Regions from separate parts of the Mus musculus genome. Here region 1 is linked to region 2. A link is a loop called in an ENCODE intact Hi-C map of the cell type or tissue named here. Cell type or tissue: heart. All regions are shown on one strand. Each heading gives the region's core, and the rest is flanking DNA. Links, peaks and the distances in the headings are about the cores only. Region 1 holds the start of Lbr (lamin B receptor). Region 2 holds the start of Srp9 (signal recognition particle 9).

Region 1 (4,383 bases), core at 149-4,148, 280 kb after region 2:
AGGATTTCTCTGTGTAGGTTTTATCCACACTGGAGGAAGCTCAAGGAGATAGAACCCGGCTTTCTGGAGGACACCCAGGACAGTTGGAGGACACCCAGAACACAGTTTCACAGTCAGCAAGCTCACTGGTGAACTTAATGGGCACAGATACAAAGTGTATAAAACGTATTTCCTATGCTCTATGAGTATGGATGCCTGTGGCACAGAGCCCTGTGTGTGGCAAGTACTTTGTGAAGTTTTCCTGGGATGCTGCACTCTGGAAAAGAGAGGAACATTCTAGAGTGTCAAAGGAAGGGCCGGCCAGTCTGTGGAGACTTCTGGAGAGCTGGTGAGGTGGGGTAGATAAAGAGCAAGCCTGGGGAGGTCCAGAGACCACCACATCTGTTCAGATTCCAGCAGGCCAGGGTTTCTGCATGGCTGTCCCGTGTCCTGCTGAAGTTGGGATATTTTTCTGCAGAGAAGTATTTCTGGACTCTGAGAGCATCCAAACATATTTTTAGGCTTACTTCTTAGCTAACAGTCAGAGAAAGGGATCTTTAGGATTGATTTACCAGGGGCTGGGGTGTGGCTGGCCAAGGGTAAAGGGTTTATGCTCCACCTCTAGCTTTTAAAGAAAAAGATGAACTTGGTAGTTTAAACAGGCTGCAGTGAGGCTACAACTCACATCTAATTGCAAATTATGCAACCATGAGATTTAGATAGAGAAAGACCCAAAATCCATTAAGAACTTACTGATATACATGTGGTTAAAAAAACAAACAAACATTTCATCTACCTGAATGTACTGATTACAAATGGCAATTTCGTGAATCTGAAATAAGAGAATGTTATAAGGAATTATTGCCAGCTGCGTTTCCCAATGAACAGCTGCATCTAATTTTCACAATTAATTAGTAGGTCCGGATCCATGTCCTTACCTCTTCTAACTTATTAATAAAATTAAAAAATTTAAAGTTAAATGTTAAGGAAAAGCAGGAATGAGTTCTGTATGTACCCATGCCTTGCACACACAAACATCTTTAGTGAATATAAGGTATGATGTTGAATTCGTATACAGGCTTATTTGTGTGTGTGTGTGTGTGTGCAAGTGTATACATGAAGGCCAAAGGTTAGTGTAAGTTGTCTTTCTCCAACTGCGCAACATCTTGCTCTTTGAGACAGGGTGTCTCACAAAATCCTAGCTGTTACCAACTGAGTCCAGGGAGATCTGTTTGTCCCCAGCTACCTCTGTCCCCTTCATTATAGTTACAGCCTTTTGAGAGCACCTTCCTCTTGTTTTAATTTTAGTGCTGAGGGTCTCAAGTGCTCACAAAGTTCTTATTCTTTCAAGGCAGGGTTCTTTATCATCTGAGCTGGCTCTCCAGCCTCACTGGCCTGGTCCTTTTGAAGAAACTATAAACCAAAGTTTACAAGGTTTCCCCGCCTCTGGTCTTTTATTTTGTAAGTGAAAATGCTTATATGTCCTGTGGAGGGAACCCAACGGAACCTTGGCTCTGGGTTTGAGGAGTGAAGGATGTCTTTGGTATTAGTAGAATTTATCTCAAACGACATCCTTCCCATGGTGTTTTCCTGTGTTATTTGCCGCAGGACTCGGAGTAGGATTCGTCTTTAAGAGCTGAAGCTTAAGGGATTTGCCAAACTTTACGTTTAGAGGTTTCTTGATGCACACATCTGTGGTTTAGATTTCCACCCAGGGCAACCCCAACGGCAATGACAAATCAAATCGTGGTGAGCACTCTTTCTTAGGAAGGGCTCCGAGGCACGCACTTACTCACTCGTTTGTAGCTGAGAAGGTGACAGCGCTGTGCACCTGAAGCCACGCTGCGGATGAAAAGACTTATTTCAGCCTTGCATCTGAACCCACAGTGCTTCCGAGGCAGGAAGACACTCAGATGTATTTAATAAGGGATGTTGGAAATACCTTTAAAAACAGCACGGCGAAGTAGGGAGCTTTAACGAACTGCTTTGAACTCTCAACCCGAGAGGAAGGAAACAACCAGTGGTGGCAAGTGTAAGGGGGGGGGGGAGTTTGGGGGCTCCGGCCTGGGCCTGCTGGGGTCGGGTCCAGGCGGGACGCGAAGCCCGCGGGCTTCGGCCGTGGCCGGACTAAGCGCGCGGCCCGCTGGCTCCCGAGGTTACACACGGACCGAGAGCCGGGTGACAGCAGCGGACGCTTTTGCCTGGCGTCGCGCGAGCTTCACCCTCCTCCCAGACCGCCGGCCTAGATCGCTCCGCAGGAGGGCGCGAGCCAAAGCGCGGCTTGGTGCCTGGGCTGCGGAGATAAACCGGGTGGGGACGCCGGACGCTCACGAGCGGGCGGGCTGGACGCGCCACTGGCCCTCGACCAATCGCCAGCGCCGGCGATGATTCAAAAGGTCGAGGGACCAATGGGGAGCTCAGGGCAGCCTCGCTAGGGGCGGGACCTCGGGGGCGCGAGAGCGCGGCCGGCTGTGTCGCGCGCGGAGTCGCCGCTGGCTGCTGGTGACTGTCCTGGAGTGGCTGGAGTTCCCGCCGGAGCGCGGCCAGGTGAGCGTCGGCGCGGGACTCCGCCGCGTGTGGAGAGCGGGTTCCCCGGGGCGGCCGGCGAGGCTGGGGCCGCGCGGGCCGGAAGTCGAGCGCGGGTTTCGGATGGCGGACAACCCCCGATCCCCGTCTCGGACGCGCGCGTTGGGTGCCCCGGCCGGGCCGGGCTGGGCTGTGCTCGCCGCGGCTTCCCGGCCCTCGGAAAGCGGGCGGCCTTCGGAGGAGGGGTTAACCGCCTCTGGCTCCTGCCAGGGCGCCGTCCCGCCTATCCGGGCCTCCTGAGTGCTTCTGCGCGGTGACAGCGGACCTCGCGCCTCCAGCAGCTTCGAGGGCCACTCAGTGCGCGCTGGGGTGCGGAGGGCCTGCTCCGGGGCACTTCGGCGATGGCGGGCTGGCCTGGCGTTGCGCCCGCCCGCCCTGTGTAGCGCACTTGGTGTGCTAGGGCCGTGGCTCAGGTGCAGGAGCAGGACTAGATCTGGGGCTACAAAGTAGCAGCTGCTCTGAGGGTTAGAAGATGGGGCTACAGAGAAGCGCGGGATGGAGGACCTAATACGGACAGAGAGGGTGATGATGAGCGTTGACTGGGGAGTTGGGGCGGGAGTGAGTAAGGACTGTTAAGATTAGCGTGCTTTTGGGTATTAAGGGAAAAGGCCACTCTGCCAGGACAGCCAGCTTTCTCCTGCACGGCTCTGAAGGGGCACAGACCCTGCGAACGCCTTCCTGTTTGCGTTTTGCCTAGCAGGCCTGTGCCGGCTCAGGTGTTAAAGGGTAGCTGTGAGCCACCATTTGAGCTTTTTCTTTCTGCCACATTAAGTGAATTTGGGAGAGGGGGGGAAACGATTAAAGATCTTAGTAACGCACCGGAGCATCGTAGAAAGAAATCGGCCACACTGATACATAGTGTTATATTGTACCATAATATGTGAGGCGTTCAGTGCCAAATGACCCTCGGGTTAGCAAGAATCTGGGTTGACAGGAAAAAAGCCTGAGGATTCTTGAATTTCTGCGGTATGTGGTTGAGGGTACAGTTTAGCGAGTGACTTTTCTTTGCAAACAACCTGTTTGTTTAGGGAAGCCTGTGTGCGTCTCTTATGCGTTACTTGGGTGCATAAGAATACACGGGAGTCTGGAGCCTCCTTGTCCTATCCAGTATAATTATCTCCTGTTGGGCAATATTTTGGGATGTGTTATGTAGTTTCCACTGACTGTGTGGATCTTGTGCAAAGTGGCATTCATATCTTGTTGGCAGCCCATTTTTTTTTTTTTTTTTTTGTCTCCTAAGACAAGGTCGTTCTCCACATGCTATATAAAATATCACCATCAGTGTCAGTTCATGGTTTGTGTTGTTGTTGTTGTTTGTTTTTTTGAGACAAGATCTCTGCACAGCCTTTATTGTCCTGGAACACAGTGCAGGCTAGGCAGACCTTCAACATACAGAGGTCTGTTTTCCTCTGCCTCCCAAAGAATGGGATTAAAGCCACCATGCCCTGCTAGTCTCAGTTCTTTTCCTCCCTTTTTTTCTGGGGATCAAATTTTATATTACACATTATAGGCATATTTTTGAAAAATTGAGGCTCAAATATCTACTGGGTGCCTTGATTATGTATTACCTACTATTTAATAAGTAATAGAATTTTTTTTTTTTTAAACTTTGACTTGTGTTCTTTGTTGGACTCATAGTTAATGTGGTGTCTTCAAGATGCAGTAGAGAAACAGCAGTGAGTCTAGGGCCATACCATTCTAATCCTCTGGATTTCATCAGATCTCTGAAGCCAAACAGGATCAGACGTGGTTAGTACCTGGATGGGATGAATGGCAAGGATTGGATGCTTCTGATAGTTCAGAATAAATCTGTTCCAG
Region 2 (4,383 bases), core at 226-4,225:
TACATCTTCAAATAGTCACTCAATGTGTGCTGGTGTATCTACAGTCTCTTTACTAAATGCAGACACTGTATACTGTTGTCAGTATCAGGCCCTTCTGGACAAACCTTATACCACCTTACAGCACACTGCCCAACTGAGGAAATGAACCACATGAAAGTACATACAAGAAGCCACCACTGTCACAAACTACACAATTTCAAAAATACCTAATCTACCTAGCCATTTATTATCACTTTAATAAGATCATTAGTTTTAAATGTTGCCTTAAAAAGGGAGCCTGCAGCCGGGTGTGGTGGCACACGCCTTTAATCCCAGCACTCGGGAGGCAGAGGCAGGCGGATCTCTGAGTTCCTGAGAAATAAAAAGAAGGGCCGGGGGAGCTAACACCCAGAGTTCAAGATCACTCTCATCTCCACAGGACATTAATGAGGCCCATCTAGGACGCATGAGAAGATAGGAGCTTAAAAATACACAAGGATGGTTCCGAATGTTCTACTGTCTACTCTGGTCTTCCTGTGGTTCTAATGCAGGTAGACACAGATTTGGCTCCCAGCACCCACAAGGTGGCTCACACCCATGCCTAACTCCATTTCCCGGGGATTCAATGCCCTCTTCTGACCCCAGCAGGGCAGGCACCCCATGTGCACAAGCAAACACTGACATACGTAAGAATTAATGGACTGACCTTCTTAAAAGATGCTTCCTGTGGGCTTGGAGAGATGGCTTAGCTGCTAAAGGCTATGCTCACAACCAAAAGTAAAAGATGCTCCCTGTAAAATCCTGTAGTAAGTACTGCCACCGCAAGCTGCCAGTACCAATATATTTTTGATTTTTACTTACATGTGTGTGTCTGTGTGTGTACATGTTAGTGTGAGAGATGTGTGGTCAGAGGGCAAATTTAAGGAGTAGATTCCCTCTTTCCATCCTTAAGTGAGTTCTGCATGCTGAGTGTCTCTGCAGTCTCATTATGATACACACACACACACACAGAGTTCGTGTTATGCACTGAGCCCGGGTTCTTGAGATTGTTAGCTGCTCATCGGTTTTTTTGTTTTTGTTTTCTTTTTCCTTAACGTGTATATTCATAAAACATGCGTCTACCATACCTTCAACAATCCTTTAAGGAATGATGAAGCTGACCTTTGTGTCCCCCTCCCGGAACTTGTTCTGAACTGCTGAGATGGGACTGGGTAGTTTGCTTTGGGGAATGAAACCGCTTGCAAACATTTATGTCTAACGTGAGAGTGCAAACAGTCTCCATGTTTCAACTGGTCCAGGAAAAGACTAAAAATCCCCACTATCCAAAAAAAAAAAAAAAAAAGTAGAGCAGGTGCTTCCTAACTGGGACGTACAGTAGCACCATTTTATAAGCTGGTACTCTCGGGTCTGGGTAGGAAAGGAAAGGGGCACTAAACTAAGCGACGGACAGGAAAGCGACGGTGCAGGGGGAGGAGCCCACTCAGCGACACGTAAACCAACCAGATCCCGAGCGGAAGTTAGGAGCTCCCCCGGGTGCAGGCCGCTGTGGGGTCCGGCGCTGCGGAAACCGCCCTGCCTGTAGCTGCTGGGGTCGCCTCGCTGGGTCACTGGGTCTCCGGGTCAGTCGGAAGCAGACGAAGGGACAGTGGCACCGGGTGGGCCGACTGTTTCCTGGGCGTGCTCAGGCCGCGCCAAGGGTAGAGAAGCCCCGGGCCCCAGGGCGGTCCCTGCAGCGACTCACCTTCATGGGGTCCGCCAGGTAGAGCTTCTCGGCCGCCCGGCTGAACTCCTCCCAGGTCTGGAACTGAGGCATCGTGGCTTCAGGCAGCGAGGAACAAGGCCGCGAAGCGAGTCACGGCGCTGTCGCCCCGGCGGCCCGCCGCTCTCCCGCAACCGCCCACAGCGCTGCACTCCGGCGGCGCAAAGACGGAGGCTCACGAGCGCTCACGCCATTGGCCAGCCTCGGCCGCGCGCCTGTCCAATGGGCAGGAGGCGTGATGTCGGGGGGCGGGGCCTCCGCTCTGAGAGGTCGGGAGAGGAGAGGGCGGCTGCCACAGCGCCGCCTGCAGGGCTGGAGGGGATAGTGCCTGTGCTGCCTTTCCAAAGACTAAGGAGCTCTGTGACCTGGTACCCAAGTCACAGTCGTGGTGATGACAAGGCGCAGCTGTCACACTCAAAGCCTAATCAAGGAGTTGGGGAGACATAACGGACGCGCAACCAAAAACTTTCTGTGGTAGACTTTTGTATCGGGTCAGTGGAACAAAAAGGAGCAAGGCTCCCAGAGGTGAGACAAACTGAATAGGGAGTAGAGAAGGGCGAGACCTCTAGGCACATTTAAGATCTGCAGTGTACGTGTACTTAAGAGGAACAGTAGTGTTCAAGGGAATGGAGGAAGAGAAGAAGCACAGAGAGAAGGAAGCTACACTGTGGCATCTGCTAGGATACGAAATTTGAGTCTTTCCCTCAGGCAGAGTGTGACACAGGACAGCTTTTAAAAGAAATTTTATTGGGGTATATAGTTTATGTGTGCAGTAAACATCGGCTTTGAGAATATACGATCATGGATTCTGAAAAAAATACATATACACACACGTCACACAGCCACAGAGCATATACCTACTTGCCTAATGTCATAATCAATATATGGGGGTATTTTTCACCTCTAGAAATTTCTTCATGCCTCCTTGTAATTCATTTCCTCTGTCTTCACTCCTGGCCCCACGAATGTTTACTCTTACTAAAAATTACATCCCCCTGTCCATTGAGCTGCTTTTTCCCCCTTCCCTTCTCCATCTTGCTCTGCCCCTCCTCAATCCGGGCCCAAAGGTTTGTTGTTGTTGTTGCTGTTGTTGTTTTTATTTTTTGTTTCTCATTACAGATGGTTGTGAGCCACCATGTGGTTGCTGGGATTTGAACTCATTCATGACCTCTGGAAGAGCAGTCAGTGCTCTTAACCCTGAGCCCTCTCACCAGCCCCCATTGATCAGCTTTAAACAGTTTTGTTGGGTTTTTTGTTTTGTTTTGTCTTGTATTGTTTTGGGTTTTCAGTGCTAAGGATTGTGCATTCTAGACAAGGTCTCTGCCACTGAACTTAGCCACATTCTCCTCCCCATCTTGCCTTCCTCTTCCCTATCTTTTTCTTTTCTTTTTCTTTCTTTCTTCTTTGTTTGTTTGTTTGTTTGTTTGTTTTTCAAGACAGGGTTTTTCTGTGTATCCCTGGCTGTCCTGGAACTCTCTCTGTAGACCAGGCTGGCCTTGAACTCAGAAATCCGCCTGCCTCTGCCTCCCAAGTGCTGGGATTAAAGGCGTGCGCCACCCCTGCCCGACTTCTTTTCTTTTTCCTTCTTTCTCTTTCTTTTTCTTTCTTTCATTTTTTCTCTTTTCTTTCCTTTCATTCATTTTCTTTCTCTTTTCTTCCTTCTTTCCTTCCTTCCTTTTTTTCTTTTGCTCTTTCTTTTTCTTTTTTTATGTCATGAGTTTGCGGAAAGTCCCAGCTATTTAGTCCAAGGCCAAACTGGGCTACTTAGAAATAAACAAGCAGGGCTGGAGAGATGCCTCAGCAGTTAAGAGCACCGACTACTCTTCCAAAGGTCCTGAGTTCAAATCCCAGCAACCACATGGTGCCTTACAACCACCTGTAATTAGATCCGATGCCCTCCTCCGGTGTGTCTCAAGACAGCAACAGCATACTCATAATAAATAAATAAATAAATAAATAAATAAATAAATCTTTTTTTTTTTAAACATTGAGCAGTCTCTGGGACAAACCTTCAGTCCTTTTTTTTTAAGATTTATTTATTTATTATATGTAAGTACACTGTAGCTGTCTTCAGACACTCCTTACACATGGTTGTGAGCCACCATGTGGTTGCTGGGATTTGAACTCCGGATCTTCGAAAGAACAGTCGGGTGCTCTTACCCACTGAGCCATCTCACCAGCCCCCCTAAATAAATCTTTTTAAAAAAAGAAATAAGCAAAGAAAAGAAAGGAAGAAAGAAACAAGAATGATGGCAGTCCTAGCAAGAGGCCATCATGGTACCTGGGCTAAATAGATAGCAATTATTTTGATTTTTTTTAAAGGGGGTGAAACAAAGGGACTCTGAAGTCAGCCTCCCGGGGGATGCTTGAAGGTCTGCTCAAACATTAGGGCTTTACAGCTCAAGTTCCCAGGAGGCTGGGTGGTTAGCTGAGTCATCTCTACGAAGGTTAAAGTCACTTGTGAATAAGATTAGCTTCAGAAGAAGGCTTCTATTCCCTTAGAACAAGGGACATATTGCAGGGGCTATGGGGACGCTGAAGAGCAGAAACAAACGAGACGAGACAAAGGACAGTCCAGCAGAAAGGCCTTCTTGGAAGAGGAGTTTGTAAACATTTTTAGCAGTGTACATAACAATGAGTTTCGT

Evidence for each region. A loop is a pair of places that touch in the nucleus more often than their neighbours do. Peaks named below come from ENCODE experiments on the same cell type or tissue, not always from the same donor. Only the 100,000 strongest peaks of a DNase experiment are listed, where the experiment ranks them.
Region 1: a loop joins it to region 2, with 2.9 times the contacts of the local background. A loop is called at or near these places in 1 of 42 quality-filtered maps.

What each region holds. Positions count from the first base shown.
Region 1 is chr1:181,840,431-181,844,813 of GRCm38, reverse strand. Lbr (lamin B receptor) reads left to right here and starts at 2,413. Exons shown (of 14, transcript NM_133815.2): 1 at 2,413-2,526. In heart, for the core only: a CTCF peak has its summit at 2,240; a DNase peak (open chromatin) is centred at 2,363; H3K4me3 peaks cover 2,994 bases; H3K27ac peaks cover 2,866 bases.
Region 2 is chr1:182,122,313-182,126,695 of GRCm38, reverse strand. It overlaps Srp9 (signal recognition particle 9), which reads right to left and starts at 1,959. Exons shown (of 3, transcript NM_012058.3): 1 at 1,721-1,959. The coding sequence starts at 1,792. It overlaps Gm33725 (a long non-coding RNA gene), which reads left to right and starts at 1,930. Exons shown (of 3, transcript XR_373761.4): 1 at 1,930-2,263. In heart, for the core only: a CTCF peak has its summit at 2,042; DNase peaks (open chromatin) are centred at 1,595 and 1,965; H3K4me3 peaks cover 1,988 bases; H3K27ac peaks cover 1,428 bases.